2 separate regions of the Homo sapiens genome follow, and region 2 is linked to region 1. Evidence: chromatin loops called from intact Hi-C (ENCODE). Cell type or tissue: endothelial cell of umbilical vein. All regions are shown on one strand. Links, peaks and the distances in the headings refer to the core of each region. The heading gives the core; the rest is flanking DNA.

Evidence for each region. A loop is a pair of places that touch in the nucleus more often than their neighbours do. Peaks named below come from ENCODE experiments on the same cell type or tissue, not always from the same donor. Only the 100,000 strongest peaks of a DNase experiment are listed, where the experiment ranks them.
Region 2: it touches region 1 in a loop (3-fold over the local background); 2 of 110 quality-filtered maps call a loop at or near these places.

What each region holds. Positions count from the first base shown.
Region 1 is chr3:87,268,014-87,276,362 of GRCh38, forward strand. POU1F1 (POU class 1 homeobox 1) reads right to left here. Exons shown (of 6, transcript NM_000306.4): 1 at 8,308-8,349; 2 at 5,334-5,405. Among named protein-coding and RNA genes, the nearest start is that of POU1F1, 4.4 kb to the right of the region's middle. RefSeq lists a silencer at 5,039-5,088. In endothelial cell of umbilical vein, for the core only: no CTCF peak of the experiment used is centred there; a DNase peak (open chromatin) is centred at 3,538; H3K27ac peaks cover 1,099 bases.
Region 2 is chr3:87,330,305-87,338,653 of GRCh38, forward strand. No RefSeq gene overlaps it. Among named protein-coding and RNA genes, the nearest start is that of POU1F1, 58 kb to the left of the region's middle. In endothelial cell of umbilical vein, for the core only: no CTCF peak of the experiment used is centred there; a DNase peak (open chromatin) is centred at 3,267; H3K27ac peaks cover 2,783 bases.

The sequences.
Region 1 (8,349 bases), core at 21-8,020:
CCAAGGTTTGGCATCCAGAACAAGAAGGAAAATGTGATGTGTGATACATTTTTTATTTTTTTCCCTTTCCCTTTTTTTTTTTTTTTTTTTTTGACACAGCGTCTCGCTCTTGTTCCCTAGGCTGGAGTGCTCTCGGCTCACTGAAACCTATGCCTCCTAGCTTCAAGCAATTCTCCTGCCTCAGCCTCCCTAGTAGCTGGGACTACAGGTGCCTGCCACCACACCCGGCTAATTTTTATATTTTTTAATTTATTTTTTATTTATAATTTTTTATTTAGAGACAGGGTTTCACCACATTGGCCAGGCTATTCTCGGACTCCTGACCTCAGGTGATCTGCCTGCCTCGGCCTCCTAAAGTGCTGGGATTACAGTTGTGAGCCACTGCACCTGGTTCACTTTCATTTTTCATTGCATGAAAGTATCTACAATTATCTGCAAGGTCACAGATTTCCTGGAACTAACTTCACACAGAATTTCATCACAACAATTTAAAAGAACAGCCAAACGAACCTCTGTTTCTAGCATCTGAGCCTGCATTTGGGGGAGTGTGGAGAGTGATTGGGATGATATGTATAGCAATATGTTTTTCAAATCTTTTTAAAACCCAGATTACTGCAAAAAGTAGGAATAAGATAAAAGATGTTGTGAGTCATGTGTGACAGAGGTCTCATCAACATTTTCTGAAACATGGATAAAGAAAAATTATCTTGAGGCCTGGACAGCACACACACACATAGCTCAGAAGTGTTTGCACACTGTAGTTCCAAATACATTTTCACATTGAAGATTAATTCACCAGAGCCTTTCTAAATTGCTATGTATGCATTTCTGTGTGACAGAGGAGAGAGAAGAACAGAGGTAAATCTTTTAAAGCAGGCAATGGGGGTCAGAGATAGGGATGCCTTACTAGGCGCTGACTCAATGTACCATAGCATGGGGCAAATTGATCTTTGCAGCATGTGGTTAGCTGACAACATCATCTCACGTTACTGGCTTGATGCCTTAAAAAAACAAACAGGGGAAGCAGAGGGACATAGTAAAATACGCCACCCTGCTGTGCTTGTAACATGCACAGGAACATGTATCTGAATATTTCCATATATTCCCCTCTGTTGCTTAGGCATAAAAATTCAAAGGAAATTATAAACTTCCACTGTGATCTTTTCACTCTTGTGCATTGGTAAATCCTATCCGTGTACAACTGGGGCCTATTGCCTGTGTTTGTAAATTAAGTTTAATTTGAAATGCCTATTTCTTTACACACAGGCTGTGACTGCTTTCCTACTACAATGACAGGTTGAATAGTTGCAACAAAAACTAGAAAGGTTGAGATATTTACTGTCTGGTTCTTTACAGAAAAGGGTTGCCAACCCCTAGTCTGGAAGTGAAAATACATCATGTTACTGCTACCAAAAGACCTTTCACGATGTGGAAGCAAAAGATCTTCAGAATTACTTGTTTCCTTAGAGTTGTTACAACCAGAACAATTTAGGGCCAAATAAAACAAAGAACTAAACAAAAGAAGTAAATTAAGAAAAAAAAATTTCAAATTTCAAAAAATGAAAAGATGGGTTCCAAAAATAGACTAGACTATTTCTCCCTGTCAGTTGCCAGGCTGATTTCCGTTTTCTTCTGTATTAGCCCAGGCAGCAAGAATATTTTCAGCCATAACAATCTTTTCTTTTAATATCCACTTCTCATGAAAAAGAATTGGATGCTCATCATCTTGTTTAAGTCCCAAGAGTTTGGGACTTAAACAAGTTTGTTTGTTTTGTTTTGTTTTGTTTTCCCCTTGAAATTAACTTTTAAAGCAAGGACTTTCACACTACTTCTTGGTTTGGCCACTACATCATGTAAAGATGGTGGGTTTAACATTTATTACAGTGAGGTTGATTTGCTGTTTCCACAGGACAGCAGAAAGGGTGAACCCCCATTGAGCTTGTTTCCTGAATTGTACTCTGCTTCAGATACTGGAGAACAGAAACAATCTCAGAAACCCAAGAGTCAGAGTTTTGAGAACTTTTTTTTTGATACTTTGTTTTGTTTTGTGTTTATCTAGGAGAGACTTTGAACAGCATCTGTAATTCTAGGTTTTCTATTATTTGTACTGTAAGGTGTTGATTTGAATTCTCTAAGTTCTCAGGAGTGAAAGGACAGAAGGAATTTAGCTGCAAGAGTACGTGAAGAGAAGGGCAAAAGAGAAATCATTTTGAGCTGACACAAATTTGCTACTACTCAACCCCAGTAGAGTTGTAGTACCCACCACAACGTAGATATGAAGAGATTGGAACTCAGAGGTGTTAATCACTTGAACAATGTTAGTAATTAGTTAATGGCATGGATAATTCATTACTCCCAATTAGTCATTCTCTTTATTTTGCCTGCACCTGGACTATTACGTACAGTGGATTCATCTGATCATTAAAATTCTACCTACCAACCTGACAAAATATTAGTTATAGCTCTTCTTTTCCTGTGAGTTATTAATTTAATGAAATGCTCAAACTAAATGTAAGCATCAGAGTATGAGTAATGAAATAACCATATGAAAATAAAGTAATTTCACATATTTTAGAAATATAGTTCTTCCTGTAGCTTCACTTTTATATAGAGTATGTGACACCGTGTCGTTGTTGTTGTTAAGACACTTCTGTGGATTGTGTGCAAGGGGCTGATTTGATTAATGACTTAAGACTTCTCAGAAAATTCAGATGACATAATAAGGTTTCTATTGTGTACTTTATACATTTGTCTCTTATTTACCTTTTCTCTCTTATTTCTGAATTGCTGTATTTTGTAACTCAATTTATGCAGCTTTACTGGGGATAAAGTCAGGAGAGTTCAGATTCTCTAAGATCTAATCTCTCATGAAGCAAATGCTAATACTGAATTATGTCCCAATATAGACATTCTGACATTTAAAGCATATCACATTTTAACAAAATTTTTGAGAGGGATTTAACAATCCCTCTCAAAAATATTCAAATATCTTTGTGCTTGTGATGGTGAGTTTTTCTTTCAGTCACAGAATATATTTAATCTTAAGACCACAGTGATAGCTCCAGACCTTGGTGTAAGTCTTCTGCTCTTGATGTCACTAAGACAGGGTTTTGAATCATTTTGAAAGGCTCTTCCAGGGGTCTTTACATTTTAATTGAAATGAGGAAGAGGTTCGTGGAAGAGGGTTTGCTGAGTTCATGCTGGAGGAAACTTGTATCAGAAAGACATGAGCTGCCAACACTCTCAATGTGAACATTGGCATATTGGCTCCAGTCCTGGAAGCAGTAAGGGTGTTAGAATTCTGAGGCCAGCTGCAAACTCCCGAGGCCAGTGGTGGCCCTCTCTGATTAGGCAGGGTGGGAGTTGGTAGCAAAAATTATCTGAAGGTATTTGGGCCAGAGATTATTGGCCCCTGCTCTGTGACTGGTTTTAATCTTGGTGCCAACCTCAATCAACTGGCAGGGACTGCCTCTGTGCTGGGTTAAGAGAGAAACTAACAATGTACCTTGGTTCCTGGGAGTTCCTCTAAATGAACTGTAAGGTCTTTCCTCCAGGAAACAGTGGCATGTGTTTGTCATTTCCTGTCTCATAATCAAAATGCTGTAAAGGCCACAGAAAGCAATCCACCCGCACCTCCAGTAGCTAAACGCATTTATTTTACTATTTTATAATGACAGTAGTTCATCATTGAGGAGGGCTATTCTCATTAACCATGAATACTAATTAAGCATGTTGATCATAAATAATCAATTTTCAGAGAGGAAGAAAAAATATGGCTTTAATTCTTAATTTTTAAAAAAAGACGTCAGGATTTACAGGTCATTGTTAAGAACACCAGTCTTCATTTAACCATAAATGTTAGGATACTGGTTTATTCAGAATGTTGCTTGATAGAATGTAGGAGAAGCTCATATTTTTCTGGATTATTATTTTAAAGTTTTAATGTTCTATTTAGTCTTACATGGACAAATTTTGAGATATCAAAGGTTAAACAATTTAATTAAAATTAAACTATTTGCTCCATTTTACTTGAAAATTATAGGAATAAATCAATATTTGTCTGCGGTTTTTTTTTTTTACTGCTTATCTGTATCATAACAAAACACAAGTCAATTAGAAAAGATTTCCCTAATAAGTGATTCCTTTATCCACAGTTTTTCCCTCAGTATCACACACATACACACACACCATGCACACGCACACACACATTTACTCACACAGTTTGTCATCAATAAGAATTCTTTTCCTGCTGTAGTAATAAAGATAAAATATCAAAGAATTTCTTTTCTTTTCTTTTATTATTATTATACTTTAAGTTTTAGGGTACATGTGTACAATGTGCAGGTTAGTTACATATGTATACATGCGCCATGCTGGTGCGCTGCACCCATTAACTTGTCATTTAGCGTTAGGTATATCTCCTAAAGCTATCTTAAAAATAAACCAACAAATGAAAATCCTGCGCATAATAAAACTGTGTACTTTTTAAAAACAATTAAAATCTTATGTGGCCATGCCATGAAATTAAACAAGAATTTTTGATGAATAGATCTCATAAGCCAGATCTACGCATTCCTCAAAAACTGTGCTTCAATGCCTTTATAGAAGGATCAATAAGCAGGTAGCCATAATTGATACAGTCATACTTCACTTACCTATAGGAGAAAAGTATGTAACTTCAATGATTTCAATCTCACTTAAGACTCACTCAGAAGCAATTCAGAAAGGGCTGCTAAAGCCTGAAACAGCTATCACTAAAGCCCCTACCAATCACTCTTAGCTTCAATCAATGTCTTATTTATGTTTATGGACCAAAGGTCCAGAAGAAATATAATGATGAGGGGGGGTGTTCTGTAAACCTGTGCTGTCTGATATGGGAGTCGCTAGCCACATGTGGTTATAGAGCACTTGAAATGTAGCAAGTGCAACTGAGAAACTGAATTTGAAATCTTGTTTTATTTTACCTAGTTTACATTTAAATTTAAATAGCCACACGTGTCTAGTAGCTACTATATTTTTAGTGAAGGTAAGCCTACCAATAGCATCATGTTACAACTAACAGTTTGACGATAGTGAATTTCAATAAAAACCATACAAAGCAAACTCAAGAAGCACAGCAGTTCAGAGATACGTAAGTAGGGAAATTAGGTATAACCCCTATGGTCTCTGTGGGTGTCACAGAGCAGGAAACAAGAAGTGGTGATTTTTAACAGTAATTTTCAAAGTTAAGAAATCAAATTTCATGTCACACTCTGATCACAATTCTTTCAGGCCCAGAAAATCCATCTAAGTGTCCCCAAATTCAATAACATGTAAAAGACAACTTTTCTTACCTGCCATCACTCCATAGGTTGATGGCTGGTTTCCATAATGACAGGAAGGAACAGAATAATGAAGTCCTGTTGCTGTGTTTCCCAACGTTGTCACCGAGAAATGTGTGCACAAACATTTAGGAGTTTGGATCAAAGACAAAATAGATGGGACTGGTAAGAAAATGTATAAGGATTCAAGACACATTCGTTTTATTTCAAAAATACACATTTATGTGGTTCTTAAAGTTACATGCCAATATGTTTTTCTCATTTTGGGTAAGTTCTCTGACGAGTAGGTTAAAACTAGGGGGGATCAAAGTTTGTCTCATGTAACGAGATAATAAATCATCAAAACGGACTTCATTAATTATCCTGTGCTCTGTGCTATGGCTACGAGTGCCCCGTGAAGGGGTGACTGACCAATTTAGACCTTGGCCCTTTGGGAGTTGCAGAATGCTTGTTGGTTCTGTTCAATGCAGACATTGCAACTCGCCGACTAGAAGAATAGTCCTTTAAAATTCTTGTGTTGCATGGTATTATAAAGCAGTCTGTATGAATGAATACAGAAATTCACTCTTGAACAGCGTATTTTTGCTTATTTGTCTAACAAATTTGTTTCATCAAAGTGGAAATGGCAGAGCAAGTAGCCTTTTATTAGATACAATCATAAAAATCTCACTGCATTCAGAGTGCTATTAAAAACCTGTAACAATATATGATCTATTTATTTTGATGTTGAAACCATGAGGTTGTTAGTTGTCTGCATATACACAATTGATACAACCATTCTAATGATAAAGCTGGTCAAAAAATGAGTTCATTCATTGAGTGACTTAATATCCATAAAGCCATAAAGCCGTACATAAACATAACCGTTCATAAATGGTTATATGCTTCAGGAAATCAATGTGTATTTTGGAAGTAAACTGGAATTATTAGACTTTTATCAAGTTTTAAACACAAATCATCAAGTTGATAGGGAGCACAAAATATTGACAATAAAACCAATATTTCCTTATATATTTTATTTTCTCAATTTTTTCCTTCATATTCTGAATATATTGGTTAATTTTCATAAATTAATTTTCTTGAATAAATGAGATATTATAAAGTATGGTTAGAATCCTTTGAGAATACCAATATACAAACTAGTGATTAAAGACATGCCTTTCTTCATAAAGTAAAATAAATTATTTTAAAATAGAGAAAAATCTTTAATTTTTAAAAATCTGTATACATTTTTATTTTATAATTAATAGCTCAAAAGAACTAAAGTCATTTTGCAATATAATGATTACATATAATGCATTACTGTGCATTCCAAAATTAAGCAAATTATCATTAAACATATTTAATACTCAAGTGTTCCCATTAAAGTCAGTGTTTCTATAATAGTTCCTTAGACAATTAGATGTATATGATTCAAATTTCATTAAAAAATTATAAATCAATGCTATTATCATTTAAAACATTTGTAGGTCACTTTTATTAATTATAATTCTTTTTTAATTTTAAGGCTTAAATAATTTTTGCTTTTCAGATTTTAGGAAGTTAAATACAGGATAGGCTAATTTACTAAATAAATTGTTACTTATTTTAAAGTAAATAAATGGCATTTTGAGTATAAAATTAGATTTTACTAGATTATTACCTCGATTCTGAATTGTATTTTCATGCTGGCCAAATTATCTTCAAACACAGAAATAGTGTATTATTCTCATTATTCTCAATCTATAGGATGACCTACTATTTAAAATATGTGATTAGCTATGTGGTAATTGCTTAGATTTATTTATAGCATATATTTTTGATAAAAACTATTGTGTCTTCCAAAAATTATGTTGGAGGATACTTCCTGTATTACCCTTTAAATTAAATTACAGAAATCTTTGGCGGATTCCTGAAATTTAATTTAAAAGGTAATATTGAAAAATCTCTACATTAAATGATTTTACCAAAGTCTAAATATCTGACCTCTAGATTCTTTAAAATCCACCAGAAGATTGGTGCCAAACTTACGCATGTATTTAGAAAATGCTTAATAATAACAAAAGATAGAGCTTAAATCCTTCAAATCAGAATAATGTATCAACTCAAACTTTGATTTCTAAATGTATATAATTTCATTCCTAAATATGAGAAAAATTGCATTTAAAACAAGTGGAAAGTGAATATTATATTGCTATTCAATGGAAGAAATTTACCCAATTCAAGTCTTTCTCCATTTGTAAATCAACTCTAAAACACTTTGTTACTGCATAAAGAATGAACACACTGGCAAAACATATGTATTTGGCTGATTGTGTTGAGCCTGTGAATTCTTAGGTTTAATTTTTGTTCTAAAAAGTTATGTGAGATAAATGTTAAAACTTAGAAGTGAAGTAAGTCTCTTCAGAATGCAATTTTGAGAAAATTTACCTTAGTTAATGGGCTTTAAATGTCATGTTATTTCTTGCTATAATTTCTGTATCTTATGCTAAAATATGTTAATTAAAACTCTATTTTATTCTATGAAATCCATTGTTGTTGATATTCAGATTGTTCTGTTGTGTTTAATATAAGGTTTATAGCTGTTTTTAGATAGTAAATGTAATTTAACAACCGAATAAACCTTTAAGATAAAGAAGTAGCACCTTTTAAATATTGTTATTTTATAATATTCATTTCATTTGCTCCTTATTCTATAAATATTTCCATTAAAAAGGTTTTTAGATTTAAAATGTCCAAGTTCATTCTTTTCTTATGTAGAAAACAGATTTTCTTCCTTACAACAAAGCCAACAGTGATTTTAAATTACTACACTTACTAATATTTCTTTAAAATTTATTTGGCATGTTGGCTTTTTAGATATGCTTAATGCTTACTTCACTTAAGACAAATTAAATTGGAGGGGTAAAATGAAAGATGCAAAGAGATTATTAACTATCAAGATTCAAAGCATTCATTCTGAAATATTTAGGCCCGGTCATATGTAAACTGTCATAGGAGTCAGTACCTGTAGACATCACATTGGTGGCATGGTTGGAGACTGGTAGAC
Region 2 (8,349 bases), core at 140-8,139, 62 kb after region 1:
ATATTTTTCTGACATCTGTTGGCTCCATGAAGAATTTGAATTTGTTACCATGTAACTGAGCCTATATTATAAAAATCATAAAATGTTTGTTTGTTCTATTTTCTTTTTCTCTTTGTCCTTTTCTTCCATGTAAAACTGCTTGAATGCACATAGTAATTTTGGTAGAGGTTGGTTACTGATAATTGGTTAACTTTATAGCTTAACCCTGAGATGTTGTCTGTAAGATTAACGAACTTGGGTTGTTTTGTTGTTTAATATGTTAAAAAAAAAAAAAGAACAATGATCTTTAAATCATGCAGACCTCCTTGACGGCTGAGGCATACAAGTAGCTTTGATTATCAGGGGATATTGCCTCGCCCATTTTCTACTTTACTCATTAAAGCCTCCAGTACGTGAACATAAATTTTGGGGTTCTACAACAGCTAATGTCCAGAGGCTGCAAGTCATTGCTAATATTGGAGATATATGGTAGTACATGATGTTAAAGAAAAAATTCTTTTTTCTTTTCTTTGTGAAATCCTGGTAGACGTTAAGAGTAAACAGTTATAATAACATATTTAGGGAGTTTCTTAGGGATAGGTATATTTTCATAGTCATTGCCACGTGAAGAGCTATTGCCCATGGTATAGCACCAAAGACCTGAACTCAGAAGAAATGGGACAGTGACCTAGCTTAGAGGACAATGAAGAATGACAAAGTCAGTCTTAACTTCAAATTTTAACTAAGAACTTTTTTTTCCATGACAAATTTAAACATCAAACTGGAGAATCATAAGACCTCTGGAGCAGAGTTTTCAAATTATGTGGGATGAGGGACATAATATTTAAATAAATTTTATTTACATGTATTTTCTAGAGTGTGTGTTCTACTGGTCCATACGTGTCCTCATGTGCATGACTAGTATAACTATACTGGTGGTGCAATATGAAACTCACCAGATGAGTTTGCCAGCACCCAAACTATTCTATACCCTGCTTAACTAGATAAGTGCAATGATAATGTAGTTGGATGTCATTGCAATTTAAAAGATTGTTGTAAGCTTTTCAATGCATATTATCAGTTTCTTTATATACCTTGTCATGGCCTAGTGATAAACAGATCTGGCACCAGCCTGCAGACTGCATTTTATGTACTGCTCTACCTTAGGACAATAACATGAAACCGCTCTGACATCTCCAGATTTTTTCTTCTTCTCATGCTTAATTACTTTATTTGACAATTTTTAAAAATGTTGACTGTCATCTCAAGAACTTTGTTGCCTCTGTTTTTATAATGTAGTCATCAATGTAGCCAATACATGAAGCTTATCCAAGAAAACAAAAACATGAGAATAAGTTTTCTCAAAAAGTGGCTAATTTATATTAGCTTTTTAATCAATTGAATACAAATTAGGAATTTCTAAATTACAGATGGTCCCTGGCTGATAATTTCTGACTTTACATTACTTTAAGCATTCATACAACCATTCTTTTTTTCACTCTCAGTAGAGTATTTAAGAAATTGCATAAGATACTCTACAGTTTACTGTAAAGTAGGCTCTGTGTTAGATGATTTTCTCCAACTATAGGCTAACGTAAGTGTTCTGAGCATACTTAAGGTAAGCTAGACTAAGCTAAGCTATTATGGTAGGGTAGATGTATTAAATGCATTTTTGACTTATGAAATTTTCAATTTATGATGGATTTATTCTGACACAACCCCATCATAACACTTGTCAGTTAGTTATTAGGCATTTATATATTTATTTATTTATTTTAAGACTAGCCAAATGCAGTAGTGAGAAGGGGGAAAAAGAGTAGAACAAGGAGTTCAATCAGTAACTGACTGTAGTTATTTGGCCTTTTTAACATTAAATAATCATCAAGAGAACATATTGACCTATGGCTTATAATAAGGAAAAAACTATTTAAAGTACAAAAGACCAGCACTTCATGCCCCTAGAAGGTTAATAAAAGTGCAAATTGCTTTAAATTCAAGCACTAGCATTTGCTAATCTGGAACATTTTAATTATCCTCCTCTAAAAGCATTGACTTCTTATCATTAACCACAAAACAAGGTAAGCCCTTTGGTTCCTTGATTTCAATTTTTGGAACCTCAATAATTATGCTTAGTTTCACCTTTTTGCCGAATCAAAACATAAGATGGCAGAAAAGGACTGAAATCGGTCCAAATAGTACTTGAAATATGTTCATCAGTAAATATATTTTTAAAAATCCTAGAGGAGCTTTGATTTTGCAGAATGTGGATGGGAGAGGACAAGTTATAAGTGATAAACATAGTAAATAAGTGATACGGTATGTTGAAAGGTAATAATTGTTAAAGAAAGAAGAAAACAAATAGAGAAAGTTTTGAGGATTGAGTTTGTGGGGGTTGAGAGTGTGAGTTGTGGGAAAGGAGGAAGGTTATGTTGTGATATTAATAAGCATGATCAGTTTCTGCCCTTTTGAAAAGATACAGTCTGAGCAAAGACTAGAGGAAAGTGGTATGTCTGGGGGAACAGCATTTCACACAGGAGGAATAGCTGATGCAAAGACCTCAAGGCAGAATTTGTGCCTGATGCATTCAAGGAGCAGCCAACAGGACGGAGAATAGTACGAAGGGAACTCAGAGAGGAATTGTGTACATGTGGATGAGTAGGGGCCTACGGAACATCTTTTCTGTCTTTTATCTCTCCTTTGCTCTGGCCATCACTGCTTCACCTCGACAGGTAGGACCCAGTAGGTATCACTGCACATCTGGGGCTCGCAGGGCTTGCTCCTAAGTAAATGTGGAAGTGTGCAGTTAACATCCCCTGGAAAAGCCCAAAACCAGTGGGAGATGACTGCTGGTGAATAAGAATTCCCCAATCATATCGTTAAACTAAAATGAAGAATGAGCCTGAAGAATTCCTCAGCAGACAAAGCTAGTTAGGCCTCATAAATAACCTTAACCTTGCTTGATTTGCAAACATAAGTGAAACTTAATTGGGGCCATTTTTTGTAAATGTCTACATGAAAGAAAAATAGCATTTAGGCTTAACTGGTCAGAAGCAGGGACAGACCTTGTAATTTTATAACTAGGGACTTTCCAGTGGGATAGATCAAATAGGCAACAATGTAACTGTAACCAATCAAATATTTTCTTTGCTTTACTTCTGTATTTGCCCCATAAAAGCCTCCCCCTTGCATTTCCTTGGTGGAGCTTCTGAACCACTCTGGTTTGGAGATTACTGATTCATGAGTCACTGTTTACTCAAACTCTTTAAAATTGTATTGCGTCTCAGTCTGCTTTTGAACAATGTATAGGCACAATATTCATGACCTCAGAAGGACCTGGCAGGATTGAGTTGCCCAGAGATAACCATCTCAATGACACATCCGTGGGCATACTTTTCTCCTTCCTCTTGTTCCCTTTCTCTGAGTCTTGAAAGTCACTTTCAAAATAATAAGTTTCTTGCTTGTAAATGCTTGTCTGAGGCTTTGTTTTTTGGGACGATAGAAGGAAAGACAAAGCTAGGAGACTAGAGCATGAAGGATCATGTAGGTCACTTAAGACTTCGTAAAAACTTTAGCTTTCTTTGAGTTCAGGGTTTTGGACCAGGAAGCGAGATGAGCTGACTCAAAAGGAAGAAACTGAGGAAACAGAGAAAGAATACTCTTTATCAATCAAAAGAATGACTCTAGGTTCCAGTAGGCAACTAGCTGTTTGTCTCCCCAGGCAAAAATACAAACTCACAATCTTTAGTCTGGATAATCTCAAGAGAGTTTAAAACCAGGTTAAATAGCCATGCTTAAAGTCTCTTTTTTTCCTGTGGAAAATAAGAAGGAATGGCCTTTCCTTAAGATTGGTACTAGCCTTACATTCTGAGCCTAGTGGAAAAGTTCTAAGTAGGCCTCTGGGATTTTTGTGAAAGTAGATGAGGAATTAAGCTGATTCTAAAAGAGAATACAGTACTTAATTTTTATTCTCTCAACTCCTCGATGTTACCACTGTGGAAGGACAGAAAGCATTTTAAAACATAGAGAATGCAATTAACACAATAAAAATATGTTAATACCAAAAAGTTTGCTTTATATTTGATGTGTCTATGAATGAATTTTAAAGAATGATTGTTACCCAAGGCTTAATGCTTTAAGAATCTGTTGATGAAACCACAAAATAATCTGAATAGACTTTTTTTATAGACCTACAGGAACTCTTGATGTTTATTATATTACCCTTCAAATTATATATTCATTTATTCTAATACAACATAGTTTTTTCTTCAGTATTAGTGCTAAAAGATGTTTTTGTTGTTGTTGCCTACAGTTCTTGTAGTATGAGGGATGTTGGTTTCTGACAAATCAAACAGAAATGATGTTTTTGAACCAAAACCAGAATTTATATGACAAAATTTTAGCTTTCTAGAAGCAGAATTCTCTTTTAATTTATGGGTTTAGTAGCCCTTATAGATACAAACCTTTGTACATATTTTTGAGATTTAGGAGGCTTTCTATAATTACATTGAGAAATCAAAATAAACTTTGACTATGTTCCTAGATTGGATTTCAACTTTACCCTAATATAATAATAGTTTAATACAATTCCAAGCAAATTCCAAGCTTATTTTGTAAAATAAAAATTCTTAGCATGTATAGCTAAGTATACTTATATATCTTAGCATATATAACTAAGATAATTGGAGAAATGAAATGATCTAGAGGAGAATTTGCCTAGCTAGATAATATAAAATATTATGAAAGTACATTTATTAAAGAAATAAAATAGTCAACAGACATAAGAAATCAATAATGAAACCAACAGTTAACTCAGAAATAAAACCTAGGTTTTAGTATCTACATAATTTAGTAGTTTATGAATATGTAATTACAAATCATTAGGGACCAGAGGAGTGGTCAATAAATGATCCTGAGACAATTGATTAGTTTTTTGAAACAAACCTATAATATGTGCTCCTTGTGGAAGCAGAATTCTAAAATGGCACTCAGGATGCTCCATCCTAATCCCTGGAAACTGAATATGGTAAAGTATCCGTCCCATAATTATGCTATGTTATTGGCTAAGTTGACCTTAAAATAGTGAGAAATCTGGAGGTGAAACTAATTTAATTCATTAGGCTTTTTAAAGCAGAGTTTTCTACTTTCTACTATAGCAGAAGAGAAAGTTGGAGAGGTTGGAAGAACGAGAGAGAGTCAATACCCCCTCTCTGGCTTGGACTATGGAATAGGCCAAGGAAGAAGAAATGGAGGTGGCCTTAAGGAGTTCAAAGAGATCTTCTGCTGACAAGCACCAAGGAAATGGGAAACACAGTGCCACAACTTCATGAAACTCAATTGCACCAACAACATAAACAAGCACAGAAGTTGATTTTTTTTTTCTGAACTTCCAGATAAGAACCCAGTCCAGTCAATACCTGGATTTCTGTAAGACCCTAAACTGACAACCCAGTTTAGTTCGCCTGGGCTTCTAACCTACAGAACTATGAGCTAATAAATTCATGTTGCTTTAAGCCACCATATATGTGATAATATTCAGCAATAGAAAAACTACCTGATCTAAGCTCCACATGACTCAAGAGTAATTGTCCTTCTAGCCCAACGTCTGTGGGTAGATTCAGAAAGAATCTTGAAGGAAAGGTGGCACAGCAGTTTCCTGAGGGGAAGCGAGCAGGTGGCTGAGTGCCCAGAGCTCCACATGTGGCCACAGGACCATGGAGAGGGGACACAACCAAAATAAGCTGAATTTGGAAGTGAATCCTAGTGTCATCTCTGTCATCTCTAATGTGAGGCAAATGTAGAGGGAAGTCTACTTCCTTCTGTACTGCTTCTGATGCAAAATAAAAAAATGACATATGTTCTCAGGAATGAGGATGGAATTAAAAAGGAAAAGTCATTTGATTTGTTTTCTAATAATTCAGGTGCAAGCATAATAGAATTTGGAGAATTTTTTGTCATTATGACTGCTGATAAAAGTGATGCTATAAATAACAACTTCTTACAAATGGGTAACACCCCATACTTCTAAAGGAGTATTCACTTATTTGCCTTAATTTAATACTCTTATTGATAATGCAAGCTAGGCAGGGCATGACCAGTATTTTTATATTTATTTTATTGAACAAAGAGCCAGTAAAATGTCTACCTTTTATAAAGGGTTAATATAAACAATTGAGAAAACTGTTAGAAATATTAAATTTATAGATGGGCAAAAATAGCTGCATTTCCTTTTGGTAATATTAACTCACAATTTTTTTTCCACTTTGAATAAAGTAGTGGTAAATGAGAAAAATGATGACATTTCAGTTCACAAAAATTTAATTATGTATCTGAGCCATTAATCTGAAGATAATCACTGAAGGTAATCTTCATTATGAAAATTCTTGTCAGTAATGAAAAAAAAAAAGAAAAGAAAACTACGTGGCCTAAAACATGTTTTTAATGATAAGAAAAGAAAATGTATGTCTTACAGTAAAGTGGAAATTAAAGGGTCCAAATCATACCTACCACATATATTCATAAAAATCATCCTGCAAAAAAAATCAAAGTAAATTTACAAAAATATAAACAGTGATTTATATAGTAAGGCAATGGGAGTAGTGATTGAATGAGTAAGTCAAATGCCCCTCCCATGTCCTCCTCTTTGAAAACCTCTCATTACCAGCAGCTGCTATTGAAGATGCAGGCCTAAGCTGTATCTGCCAGTAGGCATCTGACCCAAGATAAGCCAATCAAATCCTGTGTCCTTGTAATTTGAAACTGGAATTCATGGTAAAACTAAGGCTGGGTCAGTCATTTTCTACTTACCTATATTTGCATGTATACTAAAGCAGCAAGAACAAATTTACAGAGAAAGGAAATAAAACTAACAAATAAAAAAGGGAAAACAAGATTCCTGTAGCTTCTGACTCTTCCCTTGTACATTTCCTCTGCCGTGCATTTCATCAAACTCCCTGCATCTGTTCAATCAGTGCCCTTTCCGGCTTTAGCTTGTTTGAGTAGGTTTATATTTCTTACAACAAAAACATCCACAAAAATAATGGATAATTTGAATGTTCTTTAAGTATCTTTTATTTATTTAAAAATCTATATTAAAAATTTACCATCAGAGTGAACAGGCAACCTACAGAATGAGAAAAAATTTTTGCAATCTACCCATCTGACAAAGGGCTAATATCCAGAATCTACAATGAACTCAAACAAATTAACAAGAAAAAAACAAACAACCCCACCAACAAGTGGGTGAAGGATATGAACAGACACTTCTCAAAAGACATTTATGCAGCCAAAAGACACATGAAAAAATGCTCATCATCACTGGACATCAGAGAAATGCAAATCAAAAACCACAGTGAGATACCATCTCACACCAGTTAGAATGGCGATCATTAAGAAGTCAGGAAACAACAGGTGCTGGAGAGGATGTGGAGAAATAGGAACACTTTTACACTGTTGGTGGGACTGTCAACTAGTTCAACCATTGTGGAAGTCAGTGTGGCGATTCCTCAGGGATCTAGAACTAGAAATACCATTTGACCCAGCCATCCCATTACTGGGTATATACCCAAAGGATTATAAATCATGCTGCTATAAAGACACATGCCCATGTATGTTTATTGTGGCACTATTCACAATAGCAAAGACTTGGAACCAAGCCAAATGTCCAACAATGATAGACTGGATAAAGAAAATGTGGCACATATACACTATGGAATACTGTGCAGCCATAAAAAATGATGAATTCATGTCCTTTGTAGGGATATGGATGAAGCTGGAAACCACCATTTTCAGCAAACTATCTCAAAGACAAAAAACCAAACACCGCATGTTCTCACTCACAGCTGGGAATTGAACAACGAGAACACATGGACACAGGAAGGGGAACATCACACACTGGGGCCTGTTGTGGGGTGTGGGGAGGGGGGAGGGATAGCATTAGGAGATATACCGAATGTAAATGATGAGTTAATGGGTGCAGCACACCAACATGGCACATGTATACATATGTAACAAACCTGCACGTTGTGCACATGTACCCTAAAATTTAAAGTATAATTTAAAAAAAAACAGAAAAAAAAATTTAGAATTTTTACAATCAAGCACAAATATTTCATCCAAAAATCTGTAAAAATATGCAAGTAAAAAAATGAAACAGAATGTAAGTGGATGGTCAAAATGAAAATATTTTTATACATATTTATCATCATTTAAGTCCCAAAAGATATGAGGTGGCATAGAGTAAAATACATATACTGTAGGTAAAATTAATTTCAGAAAATAAAAGTTAAATAAATTACAGAGATGGTAGATATTATGCCAGGAAACTAGGATAAGAAAATCATATTAACTGAATATAGAATTTGATTCCAAGCT